Linked DNA regions of Homo sapiens: region 1 is linked to region 2. The links are chromatin loops, found by intact Hi-C in ENCODE. Cell type or tissue: psoas muscle. All regions are shown on one strand. Each heading gives the region's core, and the rest is flanking DNA. Links, peaks and the distances in the headings are about the cores only.

Region 1 (12,613 bases), core at 3,181-11,180, 120 kb before region 2:
AAGATTTTATCACACAAATATTTCACACTTTGTATTTTGAAAATAAAAAAAGCCACAATAATCCAAAAACAAACTAGGAATATTATTTGCAACAAATATCCCTGGTAAAGAGTAAGCAGTCTACATCTGTGCTAAACTTATGTAAATGAATAAAATGAACAGTAAGACTCAAGCGGATAAACAGTCAAATGTCTTGATAATTTACAAAATAAGAAATGGCTAACAAACATGCAAAAGAAGTATGTTCTTCATTAATAACCTATTAAGGGAAATTAGACCTATTAGATATTACTTATCTGCCAAATGTGACAGTTTTATGAAAAGTGCAGTAAAATAGTTTTTTAAAATAATGATAAAGATTTAATCAAGCTATTTTGTCAAGAGCTTTAAAGCTTTAAAATACCAAGCATTTGATCCAATAATTCTCCTCAGGGAGTTTATCTTAAGGATAAACTTTATATCCTTAAGTTAATGACATATATCCTTAATTCTAAACATACTCATATATAAAATATATAATTATATATTATATGTGTATGTATATATACACACATATACATATATATGTGTCTGTATATACATACACATAAGGTCAAAGATTTTACCTTTGCCATTTTTGGTATTTCCAAAAATCATGCTGTTTTTTAAAAATATAAAACTTAAATGAAATAATTACGTTGAACCTGAGTGATGAGTACATGTGATTTTAGAATGGCTAGTGATCATGTATGTATGTATACAGACACATATATATACATAGATACATGTATATATATACATATAATACATAATTATATATTTTATATGAATGTTTAGAATTCTGTAATAAAAACTTTACTGCAACTACTATATGAATGATCCAACAAACAATTGCACATACATTTGAAACAAATGAAAAAAGGAGATTTCAGCATAAAAATAGAAGATATAAAGAAGAACCAAATAGAAACACACAGACACACACACACAGACAAACACACACTCACAGATGTTTGCTGTAGCCTTAGGAAAAAAAAAATCTAAGACAACTTAATTGTCCAAAGTTATAATGACAGTTCAGTAAATAATTGTATATTTGTATAAGGAATATTTTGCAGGCAATTTGAAATGATATTATTTTTCTCCAGGGGCTTGGGATATGGGAAAAACATGGTGTCATTGTTGAATGGACACAGAGTTTCTGTTTGAAATGATGAAAAAGTTCTAGAAATAGTGGTGACAGTTACACAACATTTTTGAACATTCTTAATGCCTCTAAGCTGTATGCTTAAAAGGGTTAAAACGGTAAATTTTTATGTTATGTGTATTTTACCACAATATAAAAATAATTATTTTGTTGTAGGAAAACACATAATAAAAAAGATCCTATGTTAAAAATGAAAATGTTTATATATATGTTAAAGGGAATCCACTGCTATTTTTTTCCATTAGAATATACTAATTCATGGCCAGGTGCAGTGGTTCACGCCTGTAATCCCAGCACTTTGGGAGACCAAGGCGGGTGGATCACCAGATGAAGAGATCGAGACCATCCTGGCTAACATGGTGAAACCCTGTCTCTACCAAAAATACAAAAAATTAGCCGGGCATGGTGGCGGGTGCCTGTAGCCCCAACTACTTGGGAGGCTGAGGCAGGAGAATGGCGTGAATCTGGGAGGCAGAGCTTGCAGTGAGCCTAGATAGTGCCACTGCACTCCAGCCTGGGCGACAGAGCGAGACTGTCTCAAAAAAAAAAAAAAAAAAGAGAATATACTGATTCACAACTGAGGATGCATATTAAAATCATGAGAAGAGCTTTAAAATATCTAAAAATTCTCAAGATCCACCTCGTATTTATTGAACTATCATTTCCAGGGGAAGGCTTGTTCTATTTTAGTTTTAAGTTATTTTAAAAAATAAAATCTATAATTGATTATAATATATGTCCCATATTAAGAACTATTCTTCTAGATTATTAGAGGCTGAGAGGAAGCAGAACAATTATAGTACAACACCAAATGTATCAAGATTAAAGGAAAATAGTCATACATACCAAACATACACAGAGATTTACTAAAAAGTTATCAGCAGATATATTTGTCAGAATAAAAGATACCTGATATTTCATTGTTTATAGTGTGTGTGTGTGTGTGTGTGTGTGTGTGTGTATGTGATTTCAAATTTTCCACAAAGGGCATTAGATATATAATCAGCAAAAATTTTTAAGAGAGAAGCAGTAAGTAAATCAGTGAACATGTTCCTTTTGAAGAGAGGTTTCCCATTTTAAAACTAGAGATTACCAAAAATCTCAACTTCTACTAAACTGAATGTTCTTGACATTACAGCCAAGCATGTTGTTTGTATTCAGTCAATTGAAATATGTGAAAAAAAAGAACTTATTCTGTTAGGGTTACAATATGGCAAAGGACCAAGTCCTCCCCATCTTTTCCTTTTCTAACCTTGCTCATTAAAAGCACTGAATCTATGGGCTGTTTTGGTTTCTCAGGGTCTTATCATGCTTACAAACAAAGATGCAGCTGTATAGGTCCTTAGTGCTGCTTCTGTTGGGGCTGCTTCTTTATTCATATTTAACACCTTCCTTACCTTAAGGACTTGCAATAATCAGGCAGAGCTTCAAAAAATCAGATCCTGGGAGTAAGACATTTTGACCAACACTTCAGTTTCTGTGAAATACATTTTTCCTCTTGTTCACCTTAAAATACCATGCCCACCTCCATCAGACTTTGGAAAGGAAGAGGACTTTGTGGGTTAGTGAGCACATTAGCTTTTAGGAGGGCAGAACTTGAAGGGCAACAGGTTGATTATGCTCCCTTCCAAAACACCACCCAAGATTAGGAGCTGGATCGTCAGTTACTGAGGAAAGGCTCTGAGACCCAAACCAAATGGTGTTTTAGTGTTGGATATTTTCCTTTTGCCCCTCCAGATCCACTCTCCATAATTCCTTACCAGCTCTGGGCATAGACTCCATCAGCGGGCTCCCTCGCCCTCTGACTTTCCATTAAATGCAGTCAATTAGAGGCATTGTCAAGAAATGTGAGAGCGACGCCCGCAGTGCTCATTTCCCTTGCTCCTTCCTCTGCAGTTTGGTGGTGTCTTTCTCCTGAAGGCCACAACTCCTGTGAGGCAGCCCTCAAGTACAGCTAGAGCTATCCTCTCCAGTTCCAGGAACTTCCTGGTTTCGTCCCCTTTCCCCTTCGAGCTTGGGGTGATACAGCCCTTCTGTAGCTAAGCACAACGTTCCGACCCACCTATTGCTGGTTTCCCTTAACCCAACCCACATTTTTATAAACAACTCTACACTTTTGTGAAATTCTCCTCAACTGTACCATGGAAAGGAGCCATGTGTACCCTGCCAAGACTTTAGGCCACACTTCTCTTGATGTTCAGTAATTTTTTTCTCGTTATGCCTTCCCTAAAGAGCTAAGTATAACGTCTGCTAGCCGAATGGCAGTGATGGCTTCAAGATGAGGCCTCTTTACGTGATCTTGTGGGATGAGGAAAGCTTCATGGCAAAAGAAACACATGTGAGGCCAGATGTGCTCATTGAAATCAATCAACATTCATCAAAGGCATGATGCCAGGATTCACCCTCAACCTTCAGAGATTTTCTGATCTAAGTAAGTGCAGCCTTAAAACACTGGCCATTGACAGTCTCTATCTAAAGCTCACACCAACAATCCAATCAACTCAACAAATGCCTTAAGAGTACAGTGAGGAGTGTTGGTTTAGGTAACCAACATATAGTAGATGTTCACTATTTGTGACACACCCTGCTACTCGCTCTGCAAACCTACCACATTTCACTTTAGTCTTCCCAACTCCCCACACAGCACATATTATTACCACCTTACTGATGAGGAAAGCAAGGCACAGAAAGGTCAGGTAACTCGCCTGGGACGCACAATGAGCAGAATACCCAGCATTCTGATGTAGGTCTGCGGGACTCCAGCCAGGCAGGCTCTGAAGGTTTAGAGAACGTTCTCAGAGAAACAGCATTGCAGATGATAGCCTTGTATATAAGTCCAGGCTCTCCTGGCCTGGGTGAATTACTTTGAACACCTTACCTAACTTTTCTTTTCTTTTTTTTTTTTTTTGAGGCAGAGTCTCACTCTGTCACCCAGGCTGGAGTGCAGTGGTGCAGTCTCAGCTCACTGCAACCTCCGCCTCCCAGGCCTAAGTGATTCTCCTGCTTTGCCTCCTGAGTAGCTGGTACTACAGGCATGCACCACAATGCCTGGCTAATTTTTGTATTTTTAGTAGAGATGGGGTTTCGCCATGTTGGCCAGGCTGGTCTCAAACTCCTGACCTCAAGTGATCCACCTGTCTCGGCCTCCCAAAGTGCTGGGATTACAGGTGTGCAACACCGTGCTTGGCCTGAAGACCTTACCTAACTTTTCTGATTCTTACTTTTCTTAACCATAAAGAAGACAAAACAGTTTCTACATTCCAAGTTAATTTTGACTATTAAAGAAATAATATGGAGGAAGGATTTTTAAATTTTTAACGGTTGTAAAAATACGATTTATTCCTTTGGTTTTCTTTTCCCAATCCCCTAGTACCTTGGAGGTAGCGAATCTGATTCCAGTTTCCATTTCCATGAGATAACCGACAATAGACCAGATGAGCTCTGACTTTCTCAGTAGCAATGTTAACAGTCATAACGATGCCAGTAAAAACAATAATAATTATGCTTCTATGAACAACTCACATTCACTGACCACTAATATGTGCCAGTCACTTTCCTTGGATTAACTGATTTAATCCTCACATCCCCTCTGTGGGTAGACATCATTATCATTTTTTGGATGAGAAGACCAAGGTTCAGAGAGCTTAAGTAACTTGTCCAAGGTCACACTACTATGAAGAAGCCCCATTGGGGTTTGAATTTACCTCTACCCCTGGAGTTGCGCTATTGAATACAGTAGTCACTGATTATGTGTCATACAGCACCTTAAATGTGATTGGTTGGGATGCGCTGGATTTTGAATACTTAATATTTTAAAAATGAAAACATTTCATTAATCATGGTATACTGATTACATATTTTGGATATACTGGTTTAAATAAAATATATTATTAACATAAATGACAATTTTTCCTTTACTTTTTAAAACACAGCTACTAAAAAAATTGAAAACTACATCTGTGGCTTGCATTATACACCCATTGGACAGCACTGGAGTGGAGCAAGAGCTCTGAGGCCCTGCCCCAGCCTTCACTGGGCCTAATTCTAAAACTGCACCATGTACAGTAGCAACAGAGAACAGCAGACATTTGCTTTTTCTCTTTTTTTTTTTTTGAGACGGAGTCTCACTCTGTTGCCCAGGCTGAAGTACGGAGGCCCAATCTCGGCTCACCACAACCTCTGCCTCCTGGGTTCAAGCGATTCCCCTGCCTCAGCCTCCTGAGTAGCTGGGATTACAGGCACACACTACCATGCCTGGATAATTTTTGTATTTTTAGTAGAGATGGGGTTTCACCATGTTGGCCAGGCTGGTCTTAAATTCCTGACCTCGTGATCTGCCGGCCTCAGCCTCCCAAAGTGCTGAGATTACAGGCGTGAACTACCGCGCCCAGCCAGACATTTGCTTTCCATAACATTTATGGGGAGCAGGGGTGGAGGAAGGGACCAAATCCATATTTGTGTGGCTTCCAGAAAGCTACAGCTTTGCAGATTTATCTTCACCAAGAGAGGGATCTGCTTCTTGGGGCTATGACATGTGTGTCTCTAAATATCCTGGTGGTTGAATCCAGTCTGAAAGCAAACATTTCAAAGCCTTTGGCAGAAGCTGTTTAGAGACAGGCTTTCAAGCCATCAGGCCAGCAGATGATGTTTACTTCTTATGACAAAATAGTGAAGTCAAAATTGTATTTCATAGCAGTTACTTTTATGTCCTGAGAATAGAAAAATCCCTTCCAATGACCAAAACACCCCTGCACAACCTCAAATCCCATTAAATAAGTCTGTGGCTTTGCCACTTTGTGGAAAACAGTGCTTCATCTTTCCAGTCCAGACAGGTCCTTAACCTCCTGAGATACTTCTTGCATTAGCAGAAGGTGAGTGTGTGTGTATGTGTGTGTGTGTGTGTGTGTGTGTGTGTATTTCTCTAAACAGACTGATTACGGCCAGGTTCAAAGGTGCACCACCATGTTCAGAAGGGCAATTTGGAAGGCACAATGTTTTCCTGCAAAATGGTTGGCTGGCAACAAAGACTGGAAGAAACAATGAGCAATATGCACCTCGCACAAAGGGCTTTGCACTTCCTGAAGTTGTTCTGCACTCACGATTTCACTGGCCCCTTTTTCACATGTGGATGAGGGAGACGAGGAAACTCAGGCCAGGCAGAGTTTCTGCTTAGCACTAGGGTGAAAGGATAAGATTTGGAATCAGTGGGCTCGCACTTAAGTTTTTGCTCTGCTTTTCTAGCTGTATGGCCCTGGGCAAGTTACCAAACTTCTCCGCGCTTGTTATGTCTTATTTGTGAAATGTGGCTAATACAGACTCAAAAGGTTATACTCTATGATTTCATTCCTATGACATTTTAGAAGAAGAAAATCTCTATCAGAGGTTTCCAAGGGTCAGGGCTGGGCTGAGAGAAGGCCTGCCTACAAATCTTTAGCACAAAGGAAAGTTCTGAGGTGACAACGGTTCCGCATGTTCATCATGGTAGTTAGGAAAACCCAGAAGTAACTGTACAGCAAAAACAAAAAGTGAATTTTACTGAATGTAAATTCAGAACTATTTATCCGATAAAAAAATAACTAGACTAAAAAAAACTCCTCTCTGGAAGGTTGCTGTGGCATTTGAGTTTATACAGTAAACAGCAGGGAAACAACTGAAACCTACTTCTTGATATTCCTACTCTGGTATTTCTAGGTCTGCCACTGCCAAATAGAAGCATAGGAAATGGAATCAACCAAATTTAATTTCAACTCTCAAAAGCAGTGAAGAGGAAAGAGGCTCATGATCCAGGGCTGGAACTGGAATGCTGATGTGGTGACAGCTGAGAACAGGTGGGAGATGGGAACTGGCAAACTAATCTGTACGTGACTCTCCCTGCACGGTGAATTTACCACTAAGAGAGTTTGCAAACCTTCTCCCTGTCCTCTCTGCTTGTCCGTGGTGTTCTTCAGTGTACCCCAGCCCCAGCTCTTCCTTGCCCCACTGACTCTAAACTTTCTCACCGTTTCACACAGATCTAGTTGTGTCTTGGTTATTTGTTTCAGGCACGCTGCCAGCTGGCATGCTCTGTCTACTGCTACAGAAAACAAATCTCTCCTCCATTTCTCATGTGTTACCAGCCTAACAAATACACTACTGTCTATGTTTTACACTGATTCGTGCAAATGACCTGGCTCTTTTCACGCGGAGTGCTTTCTGCAGGCTGGGATTTAAAAAAGATGGTGTGGTCCTCTGCCTGGGCAAAGAGTATTTTTAGCCGCTAGGTTTTAGTTAATTACACTAGCTGTTGCTCATCATGGCTCTTGGTTTCTTTTGTGTTGCTGAGGGGAGCGGGGTCAGCTTCTGAATCTAAAGCATGTGGCTTTGAAACATAAGTAAATCTTTCTTCAGGGTCCCAGCTCTAGTTCTCAGGGATTTCCTCATTGCATTTTCATTTTTAGGATGTTCTGAGGTTGTTTTTTTTCTTTTTTCTTTTTTTTTTTTTTGAGCCTGTCACCCAGGCTGGAGTGCAGTGGCACCATCTCGGCTGACTGCAAGCTGCGCCTTCCGGGTTCACCCCATTCTCCTACCTCAGCCTCCCAAGTATCTGGGACTACAGGCGGCCGCCACCGCGCCCAGCTAATTTTGTTTTTTTTTTAGTAGAGACGAGGTTTCACCTTGTTAGCCAGGATGGTCTTAATCTCCTGACCTCGTGATCCACTCGCCTCGGCCTCCCAAAGTGCTGGGATTACAGGCGTAAGCCACCGTGCGCATCCATGTTCTGAGTGTTTTTGATGCGTTTGTGGTGGGATGCGAGGAGAGAAGTGGTTTCCTCCTCACACCTTGGGTTCTTTTCTATCTTTGCTTGGGAAATTGGCTTTTATTTGCTTTGTAGCCTCTCCTCTCCTTCCTGTTAAGAAAGTGATTATCCATGCACAAAATGGAAAGTTTTCAGGCTCAAGCATGCTTGTGAAGGGGAGTTGGAGATTTGGAATTGTTTTGGTGACCTCCAGGAATAAAACTAGGAAATTCAAGGGAGCTGGTTTGTGAAGGCTTCTAATTAGAAGTGCCCTCAAATGCCTTCATATGTAGTGATGTCCCTATCAACAGAGGCATTCGAAAGGAGGCTGGAGGGCCACTTGCTGAGGATACTTGAGAGAAGCTTTATGCATCCTAGAGGGGTTGGTGCTTTCAGAGTTCTCCTAAGCTCAAGCCTCTGTGATTCCACATGACTCCTTAACTTGGAAAGTAAGACACAGACACAGAAAGGGCATACAATCAACCTTTTCTGGAAATAGGTTAAAACAGTGTAGGGGCCAGGTGGAATAACTCACACCTATAATCCCAGCACTTTGGGAGGCTGAGGCAGGAGGATTGCTTGAGTCCAGGAGTTTGAGACCAGCCTGGGTAATAGAGTGAGATCCAATCTAAACGACACACACGCGCGCGCGCACACACACACACGCGCCTGGGCAACATGGCAGAACCCCGTCTCTACAAAAAGACAAAAATTAGCCGGGCATGGTAGCGTACGTCTGTAGTTCTGGCTACTCAGGAGGCTGAGGTGGGAGCATCACTTGAGCCTGGGAGGTGGAGGTTGCAGTGAGCCAAGATTACACCACTGCACTCCAGCCTAAGGGACACAGTGAGACCCTGTCTCAAAAAAAAAAAAAAAAAAAAAAAAGAAAAAAGAAAAGAAAAGAAAACCTGAAACTAACAAAAAACAGTACTGGGCTGGATATCTTCTGTCTGTCTTTCTTGCTTGTTCTACTTTCCATCCTTTTAGATTTTTCCGTGTCCTGAGAGGCTGACACATATGGGTCACTTCAACAGGCTCCTGTGCCCTCTGGCTTCCAGGGGATTTCAGCCACTGGGGAACCCAGGAAGATGATCGGAGGGGAGGTGGACAGTGAGGTCGGGGATTTTTCTCATCTCTTTCTCTATGGATTTGGGACATGGTGGGTAAAATATCTCTCTCTCTCTCTCTCTCTCTCTCTCTCACTCTCTCTCCCGTTTCTATCGCCTTCCCTGTCTCAGTTCCACTTCCTTCTCATGTCTTTTCAGGCCTAGGGATAGTGAAACTCTCAACTTATTCAGTGTGAGTAGGCCATCTCTTTCTTGGCAAGACCCTGCCTGACACAAATATTCAACACCTACTCTGTGCAATGGAAAATATGGCATAGTTCTTTCCCTCAAGTGCTTTCCAGGATGGTTATGGAGATAGGATGAAAATCTTGGGAGAGGAAACAGATACATTTTTGTTGTGGTGGCTTTTGACACCATGGGCTCTGTAATCCTAGGACATAAGAACTGTGCCTATATACATGAGCTAACCAGACGAAATTCTGCTAAAAATCAAACAGACCAACGTTTCCATGAATTCGATCAAATAAATGTCTTATTTCTTGGCTTTCTGACAAAGAATTGACCGAATATTCCTTCTGGATGAGCTGTTTCAGCATAGTCTTCAGACATGGCCTCTGGCAGCATTTGTGGAATGACAAAGTTAACTTTGGGGGAATGACACACAATGGGGACCAGTGGTTTCTGGCAACCCCGGTGTGATCTGGGAGGGTCAGGATCAGAGGATGCATGTTGCAGCTGGAGCCCAGGATAAGGTTAGTATATCACACTGTGGGACCCACAGAGCTGCCTGGTCACAAAACAGAAGGAGTCTGAATTTCCCCAAGAAGAGGGAGGCGCCTGCAGAATCATTAGTAGGAACAGAAAGCCAGTGCCCCTTCTGGGAGGAGTGAGCGGGGAAGAAAAATGTCCTCATGTATTCATGAAAAGACAAAGATGCACACAAGGCTTCACCTTTATACCCCACTTTATGGAAATGGGCAAAGTGGTTTGTACATAGAGCACAAAAAATTGCGCACGGGTAGCTTTGACTTTCTGTCACAAACTCTCAGTTTTCCTTTAAACTAAAATGTGTCAAGTCAGGGGCTGTGCTGCATTTGTTCACCTTATCTCCAGGTCTTAACACAGTATCTGATCCACAGAAAGTGTTTAGTGAATCATTGTGGAATGAAGGTAGAATTGCTACGTCTTCCTTCATCTAAAGCAACATTTCTCTTATTCATCAAATTGTACGATTTTAACTCCCCATCTCTCATCATTTCTCCTCCTATTTCTAAGGAGTTCTACCTCCTATGCAAAGTCTGAGAATCCCAGGGGTGTTCACTGGCATAAGTGAGTACTGTCCTCTACAAAGAAGATCTTGGAAAATATCATTGATCTATCCGTGATGCTCATGTTGTGCTACTGTTGTTATTGCTGCCACATAGTATGGCTCTTGAGAGCAAAGGTCCAGAAATGTGGGGTAGTCTTGGACCACAGAGAAAAATTTTCCAGGTATCCATTGCTGGCCCAGTAGCAATCTTGCTTGGTCTTAGAAATGGGGAAATAGGCCGGGTGCAGTGGCTCACGCCTGTAATCCCAGCACTTTGGGATGCTGAGGTGGGCGGATCATGAGGTCAAGAAATCAAGACCATCCTGGACAAACATGGTGAAACCCCATCTCTACTAAAAATACAAAAATTAGCTGGGTGTGGTGGCACGCCCCTGTAGTCCCAGCTACTCAGGAGGTTGAGGCAGGAGAATCACTTGAACCAGGGAGGCACAGGTTGCAGTGAGCTGAGATTGCGCCATTGCACTCCAGCCTGAGCGACAGAGCGAGACTCCATCTCAAATAAATAAATAAATAAATAAATAAATAAAAAAGAAATAGGGAAATAAAGGCTTTCTCTCCCTTGGTTAAATTCATCATAATCTATTCTACACAAACTAGAAGAGCGCTAGACCCTTCTTTCCTGGTCACTTTCTATCTCCTAACCCTGTTTCCTTCATGGTACTTATGACTAGTTGAAACTATATTTATTTGTTATTTATCCTGTCTCTCCTTCTCTAGAAGCTAAGCCCTGTGGGAGTAGGGAACAACAGTATCCCCAGCACCTAGAATGTTCTGGGCACATGGTAGGTACTTAGTAGGCTTTGCTGAAGGATTGAATGAAGGATAGGTCACTTCATATTGGGGTATGGGCTCCCAATAATATATGTAATTCTTTAATATACAGCTCTTTTAATATGTGGGCACTCACACATTCTTACTCCAAGACAATGTTTGGATAAGGAGGGATTGCTAACTTGCAGCCACATATCATGTTCAGAACTAACCTACCCCTCCGTGGAAAACATAATCCTGCTTTGAGGTGAATCAACGAGCAAGTTATGGTGAAATTTCTCCTGTGCTCCCTGGCCTCATCTGATCCATCCTAGTCTATCAGAAATACTATATAAAGCAGAACCTCAGAAGGTAAGAGGTATCACTGCTTTTTCCCAAGATTCCCATTGATCCTTAAGTCAGAGATGACTACTTGTCTACCAAAACCATTTCGCTAACTTTCTGCACCCAAGGTGGACTGACTACCTTTCCCATCCTCACATGCAGAGAAATGTCTCTGTGACAGTCCTACTCAAGGTAATGTGGGCAGAAGTGATGTCCATGGTGAAAATTCTTTTCTTTGAGTCTACGAGACTGAGAGGATCTGGCAAAAGCCACAGGGCATGGTGGATCCAAGATAGAGCTTGGATCTCTGATGCTGTCCTCCTGAACATTAATTTTTATGTGAGTGAGAAATAGAACAATTGACTTGAGCCACTGAGATGTTCAGATTTATCTGCTATGGCAGGTAGGTAGTTGCCCTAATACAGTTCCTACAGAAATTTATCCCCTACTCCATTAGTATTCTAGGAGCTTTACAGAACAGGAGACATGGGGGAATGCTAGTCTTAAGCCATTACAAAGAGGCTTTACTTGCCTTACATCTGCTAACTCCAAAGGGCCAATCAGATTCTCCCCAAGAAAAGAAAATGTGAGTGGATGTTTCCACCACTACAAACAGAAGCTTCTGGAAATGTCTACATGAAAAAAATTTTTTTAAATCTCATTGGCACCTCACTGCTAATGAACAAAAGTACACACATTTTAGTGATGGAAATACCTGCTGTGGGATGAAACTGTATGATGTAGCAGAAAGCATTTTCGGACCAAGAGACTTAAAACCTATTTTTAATCCTTATGGTTCTGTCTTAACAAGCTGCATGAAGCTTGGACCCCTCTCTTTACCTCTCCAGGCTTCATGTGGTATTAAAAATGATCCATGAAGGTAAAACACATTAAATGGTTCAGGTTTTGTATACTGTAATGGGATGGGTAATTCAATTCAACAAACCTTGATTAAGATATGTTGGAGATGGTTGATCTAAATGAGATAAGATGTCTGGGAGCAGTGGCTTATGCCTGTAATCCAAGCACTTTGGGATGCAGAAGTGGGTGGATCACCTAAGGCCAGGATTAGCTGGGCATGGTGGCGCATGCCTGTAATCCCAGCTACTCAGGAGACTGAGGCAGGAGAATCGCTTGAACCTGGGAGGCGGAGATTGCAG
Region 2 (12,613 bases), core at 2,601-10,600:
CTCATCACTCATGATAGGCTCACCCGCTCTCCTTCCCTGTTCACAGCTCAAAAACCTCATTTAAGATGAGATTAGAACAACACAGCTTCATTAACCTTGGCAGCCTGGCAGATGGCATTGGCCTTCAACCCGGGACCAGCCAGTGAGCCTGGTGCTGGCTGCTGTATTGATCCATGTGTCATTCTCCTGAAAGCAAAGCTGCAGACTGAATTCCTTTTGGTGAAATTCCATTCCAGGCAAACACCTGGATTCACCCCAGTGATTGGACCTGTGCAGGCTTTTGTCTATCTTCTGAGAATTACTCTGCAAATGCTGGAAGAATCAGGGTTTAGGAAGCTCCAAATCCAAAATGAAAAATGAGATCTGGCATATGTGCTACAAATTGGAAAGACCTTACTGCTTGTGATATCCGTGGGCCCTTAATCAGAAAACTTTAATTTCCCGCTTCCCTTTTCTCTTGTTTGACTTTGGATTCTGTTTCAAAGTTTCTAAGTCAACAATATAATCAACTGAACTTAGAACAACTTCCTGCTCCTGACAGGAAGAAAAAAAGAAATCTCTTTGTTTCTCCAGTGGTTGGGGAGTAAACGAACCTCCCAGGGAAAGAAAAATCCTTTGGCTATATTTCTCTTGCTTGAGAAAGAGCAGAACAAGGAGGGTCTTCTGATTTTGAATCCGTTGCATACACTGGAGTTAAAAGTCGAGTTGTCTATAGCAGCCAGGCAGATAAGTGGTTACTGTTCACCAATCTATATGCTCCCCTGTATTTCCCAGTCTCCGTTGCAGTTAGCTTAGGACCATGTGACTAGTTCTGGCCAATGGGCTGTTAGGGGAAGCTTCTCGTATCACTTTCAGGTCAAGGTTGCTAACAGGGGGCCTGCCTTCTCCATCTCCTTCCTCTGCTGTAGTGACTTTGGAGGCCACATCTTCCATATAAGAGAGAGCTATCTGGCCTTTGACCTATAGTCCACATTACATAAAGTAGAAATAAATCTTCAGCATGAGGCCACTGAGATTTTCAAGATTTGTCTAGAGCAGCTGCTACTCAAATGCAACATCTTCAGTTGTATATTTTAGGATAAGACACACTTTATCAAATATAAAGACATGTTCTTCACTGTCCCAAGAGAATATTCTGTCTGCTATTATTTCTTAAATAAATTAACAATGATAGTAGTTAATATTTATTTTATACTCACAATGTTCCTTTATTATCCCCAGTTTACTTATGAGGAAACTGAGACACAGAGAGGCTAACTCATTTGCCTGATGTCACATAGTAAGTAGAAGTAGGGTTCTCAGATTTGGCAAATAAAAATACATGAGATACAATTATACTAAAAATTATTCATTATTTATCTGAAATTCATATTTAACTGTGTTTTCTATATTTTATCTGGCAACTCAACTAGAAGAGGCTACCAGATTTGGGTCCAGATAGTCTGACTTTTGAATCCACAAGCTTAATTATATGTTACCAGCTGCTTCTCAGACTATTTTTAGTTTTATATTTTTATTAAAAATATGGGTAAAAATTTTTCTTTCAATTCTATTTTTGAAAACAGACTGACATAAACAGAGCAAGCACAAAGATAAATAGCTACTGTGTTGGAGCTACAACATCAGACATACAACAGGGATTGGTGGGGACTGTGGCAAGTTGGAGATCATATACTTCATATACAGAGAGCAGTCACTACTATGCTACTATAGATAGTTGCCACGTGGGAACCCAGGCTTCTTCTAAAAGAAGTCAGAAATCTAGATTTTTGTACGAAATCTTCCCATTTTAAAATGCTGGTAACTTAAAAAAAAAAAAAAAAAAAATATATATATATATATATATATATATATATATATATATATATATATATATATATATCCCTTCATGGGTCTATACAGTTCTAGAGAAAAAGAAGAGCTCTGGAGGCCGAAATAAACTTGTAGATCATCAGGTTGTCATCTCTGTATTCACATGAAGAATCTTTTGAAGACACTGTTGTTATTTGTCTTTAGGTTGCTGGGAAGCCTCTATTTCTGCATAGCCTTCCTATGGAGGAACCAGTCCTAGGATTGCAATTTAAAACTCCAAATCATGATTAGGTATATATTTGATTTCAGTCAATGACTTATCTTTGTGGTTTGGATTGTGTTTTCAAGTCCCTACTTGCAACTCAAAGCTTCTGCTAGGACAAGACATTGCGCTAAGCACTATAGGACTATAGATAAGAGCAAGTTTCGATGCTCATCTTCTCTCCTATCTCATAAGTCAGAACAAGACAAATAGTACAATGCCATAACAGAATGGGGATAGGCAGTTAAGAAAGGGACAGACAGACTTAGTACGAAGTGTATATGAACAAAGGAGAGGCATCTGGGTGAGTCCATTTGGAAAGTCTTCATTAAGAAGGTGACACTTATGAAAGACCATGGTAGGGCAGGATTTTAGTAAACTTAAGGAAGGGGAGGCGAGAGAAAAGGGAACAGTATAAATGAGGGCCTACACTTGAGACAGTTTTCAGCTTGGCTGCTGTAGAAAATACTTTTAGAAGGTGGAGCAGTATCAGGTTGGAAAAGTAGGTTGAGGGCCTCAAATGCTAGAAAAAAGGAAGATTAAAATCAAAATAGCATACTCTCATAATATACCTTGACACCATCTATTAGCATGTTACTTTTTTTTTTTTTGAGGCGGAGTCTCGCTGTGTGGCCCAGGCTGGAGTACAGTGGCGAGATCTCGGCTCACTGCAAGCTCTGCTTCCCGGGTTCACACCATTCTCCTGCCTTAGCCTCCCGAGTAGCTGGGACTGCAGGTGCCTGCCACCACGCCCGGCTAATTTTTTGTATTTTTAGTAGAGACAGGGTTTCACCGTGTTAGCCGGGATGGTCTCGATCTTCTGACCTCGTGATCCACCCACCTCGGCCTCCCAAAGTGCCAGAATTACAGGTGTGAGCCATCGCACCCAGCCTAGCATGTTAGTTTTTTATATTCCAAAGCCCTCACTGATATTTTCTCAATTTGTTCACATGGACAAATAACATAGCTATTACTAGCTCTATTTTACATCTAGGAAAATTGAGTCAGAGAGGTTACCCAGTTTTCCCAAGTTAGCAGGAAATCAGAGTGAAAGATAAGATTAACATGTAGATTATCTAAGTTAAAGGTTCACAAACTGTCTGTAAAGGTCCAGACAGTAAATGCTTTCGTCTTTGTGGGTCATGCAGTCTCCACTGCAACTTCTTAACTCTGACATTTCCAGGAGAAAGTAGTCATAAACAATATGTGAATGAATGGGCATGGCTGTGTTCCAATAAAACTTTACTTACAAAAACAGGCAGCAGGCCAAGTTTGGCCCTGACTGTAGTTCACTGACATCTGGTCTAAGTTTTGTCATAATGTGGTTTCATAGGTGCTATGGGAATTTGCTTTGTTCACTGTAGTATTTTCTGTGCCTAAAATAGGGCCTGAATTATAACAAGGGCTTAATATGTGTTTCTTGACTTTACAAAGTCACATTCCTGAAACTTTACACATGAACAACCAGATTTAATACGTTTGGCCTGGAAGTCATCCTTTCTACAGCCATCCCCCTCTACATATATTCAATTGCACCCAGTCCTAGTGATGTTATTTTAAATACCATTCTCCACATCCACTTCTGCCACTGTGACTTCTTGTCTGAATTATTTCAGCAGACTCTCGGTCTCCACATATAGTCACTCTGTCACCATCTAATTCAGACTCATCAGGGAAGCCCGATCTGAACAGCAGGCACTCCCTACTTAAAACTCCTCAATGGACTCTCACTTTATTTTGAATAAAAGCCAAAGTGTTAGTCTAAGGAGTCCACTTACAATCCAAAGAGCTCCTGATAACTCTCTAGTGTCATCTGTGACATACCCTGTACCCATCATCACTCTAATCTCTGTGGTCTGTTCTCAGAGAATATGGATCGCTTTCCTGCCACAGGGCCTTTGCACAGACCATTTCTCTCCTTCATTTCACCTTCCTCCATTTATCTAGTTGATTCTCCTGTAGTGTTCAAAGCTCAGCTGCCTTGTTCCCTCTACCAGATAGGACACCTTGTCTATCACAACAATCTCACAATAACCTCACTGACTACATTATAACCAATTATGAATTATCTGATGCATTATTTAATGCCTCTCTTCCTGCCACTTGCTCACTGGTATATAGGCTATTACCAGCACAGTGTCTTCCATGTAGTAGGTGCCCAATACATACTTGTTGAATGGAAGTATAACATGACAAAATTTTAGTTTTGGAGAAGATCTTAGAAGCCATCTACTTGAATCTTCTGCCTCATGCAACATTCTCAACGATTTAAGTGAATCGATAAGGTGCAGGGCTTGTCCTGGGCTTCAGCAATCTAAAGCAGCCTTATTTTTCTGTATTTGCTACACCCTCACAAGCACTGTTCTGAAAAATGCTACTCACAATTCCCAAAAGTATTCAAGGTTATGGTAACTGTGTATATCTCTCCTATGGTGAGTGATTCCCCCCACCCCATCTTCCACTTCATCATTTCCCAAATTTCTTATAATTATCAGGTGTCACTTTTATGAATAAAAGTTTCATAAAGTTACTTTGAATTCATATAGGGTCTTTTCAGTGATTTCTATATTGTCTTCCCGTGATGCTTATTAAAAATTAATGATTGGCCAGGTGCGGTGGCTCATGCCTGTCATCCCAGAACTTTGGGAGGCTAAGGCGGGTGGATCACTTGAAGTCAAAAGTTCGAGACCAGCCTGGCCAACATGATGAAACCTCATCTCTACTAAAAATATAAAAATTAGCTGGGCATGGTGGTGCATGCTTGTAATCCCAGCTACTTGTGAGACTGAGGCAGGAGAACCTGGGAGGTTGAACCTGGGAGGTGGAGGTTGCAGTAAGCCAAGATCACGCCATTCCACTCCAGCCTGGGGGACAAGAGAGAAACTTCATCTCAAAAAAAAAAAAAAAATTGGCCCGGCGTGGTGGCTCACGCCTGTAATCCCAGCACTTTGGGAGGCCGAGGCAGGCGGATCATGAGGTCAGGAGATCGAGACCATCCTGGCTAACACAGTGAAACCCCGTCTCTACTAAAAATACAAAAAATTAGCCAGGCGAGGTGGTGGGCACCTGTAGTCCCAGCTACTCAGGAGGCTGAGGCAGAAGAATGGTGTGAACCCGGGTGGCGGAGTTTGCAGTGAGCCGAGATCATGCCACTGAACTCCAGCCTGGGCGACAGAGCGAGACTCTGTCTCAAAAAAAAAAGAAAAAAAAATTAATGATTTAATGTTTGATTATGAAATACATCAAATATAAAAAACCAGTATTTTAAAGAGATATTGGAGAAAAACAATCCCACCAAAGTATTTTCTCTACTCTCACATAGCCAACACACAAGACTTCATCTCTGGTCACCAAAATGTGTTCTCCCCACCAGAACCAATTAGTTCTCCAGTGGACTCTGTGGGAAATCTCTTGTAGACACCAGTGGGATGTTCTCCAATTCAATTCAATTCTGACACTATCTACCTGGAGACAGCATCAGATCCCATTGGTTGAGGGCTCAGTCCACAAGACTGCCCCCAACTTCCGTGCCAATGGCAAACCCCAAGTTGTTTTTACCTGTGATAACCTCTGACCAATTGGCTATCAGTCAGTGTTCCCATTACCCTATCTATGGATTCCATTAATTTGCTAGAGCAGCTTACAGAACTCAGGAAAACACTTAGATGTATTGGTTTATTATAACAGATTTCACAAAGGATATAGATGAAGAGACGCATAGGTCAAGGCATACCGGAAGGGGCATGGAGTTTTCATCCCCTCCCACGGCGAGCCACTTTTTAGGAATTCCCAGGTATTAGCTATCCAGAAGCTCTCTGAACCCTGTCCTTTTGGGTTTTTAAGGAGACTTCATTACATAGTCAGGATTGATTAAACCACTGGACAATTTAACCTTCAGCCCTTTTCTCTCCCTGGAGATTGGGGGGTGGGGCTGACCCTCTAAGGGTGGCTTGTTCTTCCTGATGACCAGCCCCCATCCTGAAGCTACCCAGCAAGCCCCAGGCTGCCAGTCATCTCATTAGCATACAAAAGACGCTCATCACTCTGGAGAGTCCAAGGATTTTAGGAGCTACAGGACAGAAAACTGGGCGAAGACCAGATATATATTTCACAATATTATATCTATGAAAAAACAACACCGTATCCACAACTCAAGCCTGACGCTTTGTAAAGACCTGGCTTTTTGTTTTACTCTTAATAACAAAAGGAGGCTGGGCGCGGTGGCTCATGCCTGTAATCCCAGCATTTTGGGAGGCCGAGGCGAGTGGACCATGAGGTCAGGAGTTTGAGACCACTCTGGCCAAGACGGTGTAACCCTGTCTCTACTAAAAATACAAAAATTAGCCGGGCACGGTGGCAGGTGCCTGTAATCCCAGCTACATAGGAGGCTGAGGCAGGAGAACTGCTTGGACCCAGGAGGCAGAGGCTGCAGTGAGCCGACATCATGCCACTGAACTCTAGCCTGGGTGACAGAGCAAGACTCCATCTCAAAATAATAATAATAATAATAATAATAGAAGTTATTATATTGAATTCCATTTTTCAGATGGATAATAAGCAAAGAGTTTAGATGACTCTTCCATGGTGATACAGTCAGAAAAGGGAAGAAACTGGGATCGTACTCAACACAATTCAAGCACCCACACAGCGTATCGTCTTATATTCTCCCAGACTCTGTGATGCACAGAGTAGCTCTAATTTTCCCTTTACAATATTGCTGAAAGGTGGTGAAGGCTAAAGTCTTTTGGACAGCATTATATAAATTGACCTTGAATGGAGTGCATTCTTGATGTCTTCTCTTGAGACATCATCAAATACAATGATTCTTTGGGGAAAGACACTATTACGTTTTTCTCACAAATGGAAAATCTGAAACAGAAGCAAAGTGCATGGCTGTCTTTGGATGTTCGTGTTAAGTAGCTGACTTTTAGGCCTGCTAGTCTTTTACTGTTTCATCGGTGTTTAGTTGTATGTACAAGGAAAATGTCAATTCCGGACTTTAAATTTCAGATATTATATTTCCTTAAATGAACTAAAGGGCAAAGGGAATATTCTTCAGTGGCGATCCATTCTCCCCTTTCTGTAATCTATTTTTCATTAGCCACAAGTCAAGGGCCAGTTTCTGAAATGCTTGTCTGGGTATCTTGCAATCTCATTCGAAGTGCTGAGAAGTCAAGACAGCCTCTAGGAGTGTAGGGGGAACGTGTTGATAAGTGCTAAGTGCTGCTACTTTGAACTGCACAATTCCCCTCAATGGGCACATATTAACTCTAGCTAAACACACTAGTGCCACCTACTGGAAAAAAATATATTTTAATTAAAATTAAGTTGCAGGCTTTAAGTCTGCAATACTGAAAAATGCCTCTCTAGGACGGCAATTTCCTCTGCCAAAGAAAAACAGAGTTAAACCAGCTCACTGAAGGAAACTTAGGTGATCTCTAGGTATTTTGTTTTGGAAAGAAAGGCTTTCATTTTTCATCCTGATAGCAAAGAAAATATTAAATAATAATGAAATATTAGACCAACTAACACCATAGTTCAGGAATGGGCTTTTCTAGAGTTGTTGCAGGATTACCCCTGATGGGGCTGAGTTTCCTGGGGTCTGAGCACAGAGGGTCCATTGCATGGTTTGAGGGGGCTTTCTTTTCTCATGTCTGTTATAGAGGAACCCAGAAATCTGGAGAAGAGAAAGGAATTGCCACAGGGAACTTAGTTTACTTTTTTTTTTTTTGAAACAGGATCTTGCTCTGTTGCCCAGGCTGGAGAGCAGTAGGGTGATAGTAGCACATTGCAGCCTCAAGCCATCCTCTCACTTCAGCTTCCCAAGTAGCTGGGGCTACAGGTGTGCACCACCACGCCTAGCTAATTTTTAAATTTTTTTTGTAGAGATGAGGTCTTGCTGCATTGTCCAGGCTGGTCTCAAACCCTGGCCTCAAGCAATCCTCCCACCTCAGCCTCCTGAAGTACTGAGATTACAGGTGTGAGCCACTGTTTGCCTTTTTACAGAAGGAGACAAAAAGGTATCTTTAAAAAATTTTCTTCTTTCTACTATTCAAGAACATAATTTATTTTGGTTATAAAACATGAAATGTCCCTCCTCCTTGTCTCCCAAACTCCCTACTGAAGTATTATTATCAGACTAGTATACGATCTGTACAAATAGCCTTTGATGAGGAAAAAATGGTACAAATAAGGTAAGCAACTAATAGGACAATACATATATATGATGTGCTGTGTGTAAAGTAAAAGAACAAGAAGGAGGAGGAGGAGGAAGGGGAAGGAGAGGGAAGAGGAGGGCAGGAGGAGAAAAAGAAGAAAACATAATAATGTTAGCAAACAGCATACACATTTCCCTGAAAAAAGGCAAAAATAAAACAGAAACAAAAAGTCTATTAATGGAAGTTGCATTGAGGGACAAGGAGGTAAGAAGAAAGGGAGGGCTTTGCTTTCAAGTTTGTATTTCTGTATTTCTAAGTTCCTCTGATTACACAGAACTGTATTATTTGTGTCAATTAAGGAAAAAATGCCAAGGCAAAACTAATCTATGCTGCGAGAAGTTCAGCTCAAGATTGCCCTTGGATGTGGGTCATGCCTAGAAGAAGTCTCCACCAAGGAGACTTGGAGGAGGGTTGATGATGTTTTCTCTTGATCTGGGAGCTTGTACCAGCAACAAAGGTGTGTTTAGTGTGTGAAAATTCATCAAGCTCTATGCTTTTGATTTGTACATATTTCTGCACGTGTTAAGCTGGGAAAAAAGTTCCAAAAGTGATGCCAAGAGAAATTATTGGGCAGTAAGATTATAGACCATTTGTTTTCCCTTTCCCTGTATTAAATTAACACATCTTGTAAAGATAAATAAAAACAGAATAAACTCCATATTTTTTTTCTCCAAATGTGTGTTTCAAATACGTCTGTTTTTACATTGTTGTAGTCAACGGAGTTAGAAAAACTAAATAACATCTGTGCCAAAGGTTTCCTTTGCAAGAGCAGAAGGAGGTCTCCTCCTAGGAAGCCTGGGATCCAGCTTTGGTGGCTTAGCCTGGTCTCAGATGCCCTTGCAGGAAGATACCTCAGGCCCCGGCTGGGCTCAGTGCCCACATGCCCAAGCTTTCGATACCAATGCAAAAGCTTCTGTGCTCTTTAATGGGAGGCTATTCAGCAGCCAGCAGGCCCAGCATCTACATTCTGAATCAGACAAATTCTTCTCTCCCTCTCTGGCAAGGGGACCTCAATTGCTCCCTGTCTGCAGGAATCCACCAGTTCAGATTAACTGTTTACCAGCGAACATTTGATGGGCTGGCAGATACCTTGGTAGATAAGTATTCAAATGACTATGCCTGTCATTACCTTTATTCGGAGGAGCCACAGTATCCCCCTGCAGGTTGTGAACAAGGGCCCTGTATTTCTCATCAGCTTCTGATAAGGTTGCGGGATCACTGAAGACCCAGGTAGGGTTACAAGGCAACCGTCGTGCTTGACAAATAGCACGCTCCCACTAGATTTTTTGCATTCACAAAATTATCAGTTGTGCTAAATGCATAGATGAGAACTTTAATCTCGTTTCACTTAGATGGCAGATAAAGTTTGTGTGAAACCAGTAAGGGCTTTTTCTGTCACCTCAAAGAAAGGGGTATTAGGGGCTAAGGGCTTTGCTTTTGTAATTTTCCATTATGTTATCCTTTTCTTTCAAAAACCAGCTGAATCAAGAACACATGATTACATTATCATGTGTCCTTATTGATGTCAATGAGCATTCCACAGTGGGTTTAAAGATTTACATATCTGAAAACCTGGGGTAGAAAAGGAAAAAAAAAAAAGAAGCTAGAATTTAAAAAGAATAATGATCTATTTCCTGGGATGGTTTCCTAATTTTCTCTTGAAAACCACGTGGAAAATTGACTTTATTTTAATAACAGAAAGGAGTCATAGTAGAGACTATAACAATAGTAATTATAGCAGCTGTCATTTATTGAACACCTACTATGCTCCATGTGTTAAGTTCTACTTTAGTATGTGTTAGTTCAATTTCTACCATGTGTCGTTCTTACTATACAAGAGAGAAATAAGTCCTGAGACATTTCTTTGCAATATCACACAGGTCATATGTAAGTAGCAGAAGAAGAATGCAACCTCAGATCTTTTTTAGTCTGACACCTGCTTTCTTTCTCTGTATGTTATGTTGATGTATTGATATGTCCGTTGCACTTGCAGATAAACAATTTGGGGCTAACAATGGGCTTATCAGCTACACACTTTTGGTAAATATAAGGACTGACTACTTCACAGCCAACTGTAGGAGGTTAACAACCTAGGAGACAGAGTCTAGCTCTAGTTCAAGGAGTCTTGATCAATCTTGGTTGTTAGTTAAGTCATTCTAGATTCTCATGGGCACAAAGAGACTGAAAAATGGATTCTAACAGTCTGATGATGGTCTTTGTGATGATGGCGGTGGGGCTGTTTTATAGAATACAAATCTACTAGCTAAGATGGGAAGAGCTGGCTCAAGCCATATCAGAGAGGTTAGGGAAACCGTATGAGGAGAGAATTCCACCTTTAGAGGGACTGGGGAGATGGTGATTTTGGTGGGAACCTACCTAAATATCCAATCTAAAAGCACACAATCCCAGGACAAACTATTTATGTTCTCCAAGGGACTAAATTTATTCATTTTATACATTTAGAGAGACAGAGATCTAAAGTGAACAGAAGTGTGTTAATCTAGAAATGGTGTATTTTTAGGGTTGTGGTCATTTTTGATACAGGCTGGCTATTTATGAAAAGGTGAAATGGGAAAACAAATACTCATTCCACTTAATCAATTCTTGGGGAATGGGACTTGTGTGTGTACATATTTTACCGTATTTTCATCTTTGCTTAGCTTGGCATCCAACACAGCAGCGGGACAGATTTTGAATTCAAGTAGTAATGTAGTCCCATAAGTTGCCACAGGAATACTGCTGTCCACAGAAAGATGACAGTTTTGAACACTGGATTCCCCAAATGCAAGAGGTCATATGAGGTGGACTTTACAAAGTTTACATAACAAAGAGCAATTCTGTTAACTAAAATGATTAATTCCCGTCAGTACACATCAAACAGAACTGTTACAAAACATTATTGTCTGAGTTCCCATTGCATAGTAAGGGTTTTTCACAAGTTCTATTTCCAATAACTCTTTTGACAAAGCCAGAGCTTTTTTTTTTTTTTTTCTTTTTGAGGGGGTGGAGGTAGCAGACATTAATTTCCAGAGGAATCTATGAATGGGGACTGAGTAGGCTGCCGTCTTAAATGTGAGATATGTTGCACTGATGTTGTGGCAGGAAAAAGACAACAGCCCTTCTGAGGAATGGGGCCTTCCAGGGATCCGGGATGGATGAAAAATGCCCTGGCAGTACAAAGGCTGATTGTCCTTCTCTTCAGAGACAATGGGGTATTTAAAAGGCTCACAGCATCAAAATGCTAACTTAGTCCTTTAAGACATTTTCAGTTTTATGTCTCACCACTGACAGTAAGCATGAGTAGAAAAAGCCCTTTTTTTGTGAAATCTCTTGCAAAGAAGTAGGCAGCTTTATTGTGAAGACACTATTTGCCTGCAAGTATAGTTACCTTGAAAGGTCTCACAATCAAATGAGCCTGTTTTCTGCTTCTTAGAAAGTAGCAGCAAGAATACAAAAAAAAGCAGTGAACTTTCAAATTCAGAAGGTCTGGACTTGAGGGCTGATTCTGCCAGTTATTTGGGTGACTGTGAGCCTGACATCTAGAATTTCCTTATTTGTAAAGAATAATAACTGCCCTCAAGCCAGTTTCTCAGGGTTGCTGTGAAAATTCAAAGTAACAACGTACGCCGAGATGGTTTACTGTGAAGAGTTTCAGAAATACAAATGACCAATATCAGGAATGTTCCTATATGGCCTATTCTTTCCCTTAGAAGTTTTGAACAGAGTTTCAACACGTAAGTTAGGACCTTTTTCCTTTGAATAATTCCCTTCTCAGGCTACGGAGTCTCTTCAGTTTCCTGGTCATTGGGTTAAATTTTCTGCTCCAATGAAACTGCAATAATAGGAATAACAGTGAGTTTTAGGTTGGGAGACCTGTAAATTCTAACCAGATCCTTAAACTGTTCTCATTTTCCAAAGCTAGTATATTGCACACCAATATACTTTCTTTTTATTTCCTCTTTGGCCAAAAAGTGAATTGTCAAGTGCAAGTGAATTGTCAACATTAGTGTAACTTTCTACACAAAAATGACCTGCACCGTCTTAGCACCTAGGGTCTAAGGCCTCAGTTACAAAAATAAATTGTAAAGCCAGAAGAAAATATGTCACAATAACAATTAGAGGCCAGGCACGGTGGCTCACACCTGTAATCCCAGCACTTTGGGAAGCCGAGGTGGGAGGATCACCTGAGGTTGGGAGTTCGAGACCAGCCTGACCAACATGGAGAAACCCCATCTCTACTAAAAATACAAAAATTAGCTGTGCATAGTGGCACATGCCTGTAATCCCAGCTACTTGGGAGACTCAGGCAGGAGAATCACTT

Evidence for each region. Hi-C counts contacts between places; a loop is a spot of excess contacts. Peaks named below come from ENCODE experiments on the same cell type or tissue, not always from the same donor. Only the 100,000 strongest peaks of a DNase experiment are listed, where the experiment ranks them.
Region 1: it touches region 2 in a loop (2.1-fold over the local background); 3 of 110 quality-filtered maps call a loop at or near these places.

Annotation. Positions count from the first base shown.
Region 1 is chr3:66,686,506-66,699,118 of GRCh38, forward strand. No RefSeq gene overlaps it. Among named protein-coding and RNA genes, the nearest start is that of LRIG1, 190 kb to the left of the region's middle. RefSeq lists an enhancer at 8,362-8,531. In psoas muscle, for the core only: no CTCF peak of the experiment used is centred there; a DNase peak (open chromatin) is centred at 7,236; H3K4me3 peaks cover 1,307 bases; H3K27ac peaks cover 3,058 bases.
Region 2 is chr3:66,808,975-66,821,587 of GRCh38, forward strand. All of the region lies in intron 2 of LOC105377144 (a long non-coding RNA gene), which reads right to left. Among named protein-coding and RNA genes, the nearest start is that of KBTBD8, 180 kb to the right of the region's middle. In psoas muscle, for the core only: a CTCF peak has its summit at 7,377 (motif pointing left); no DNase peak of the experiment used is centred there.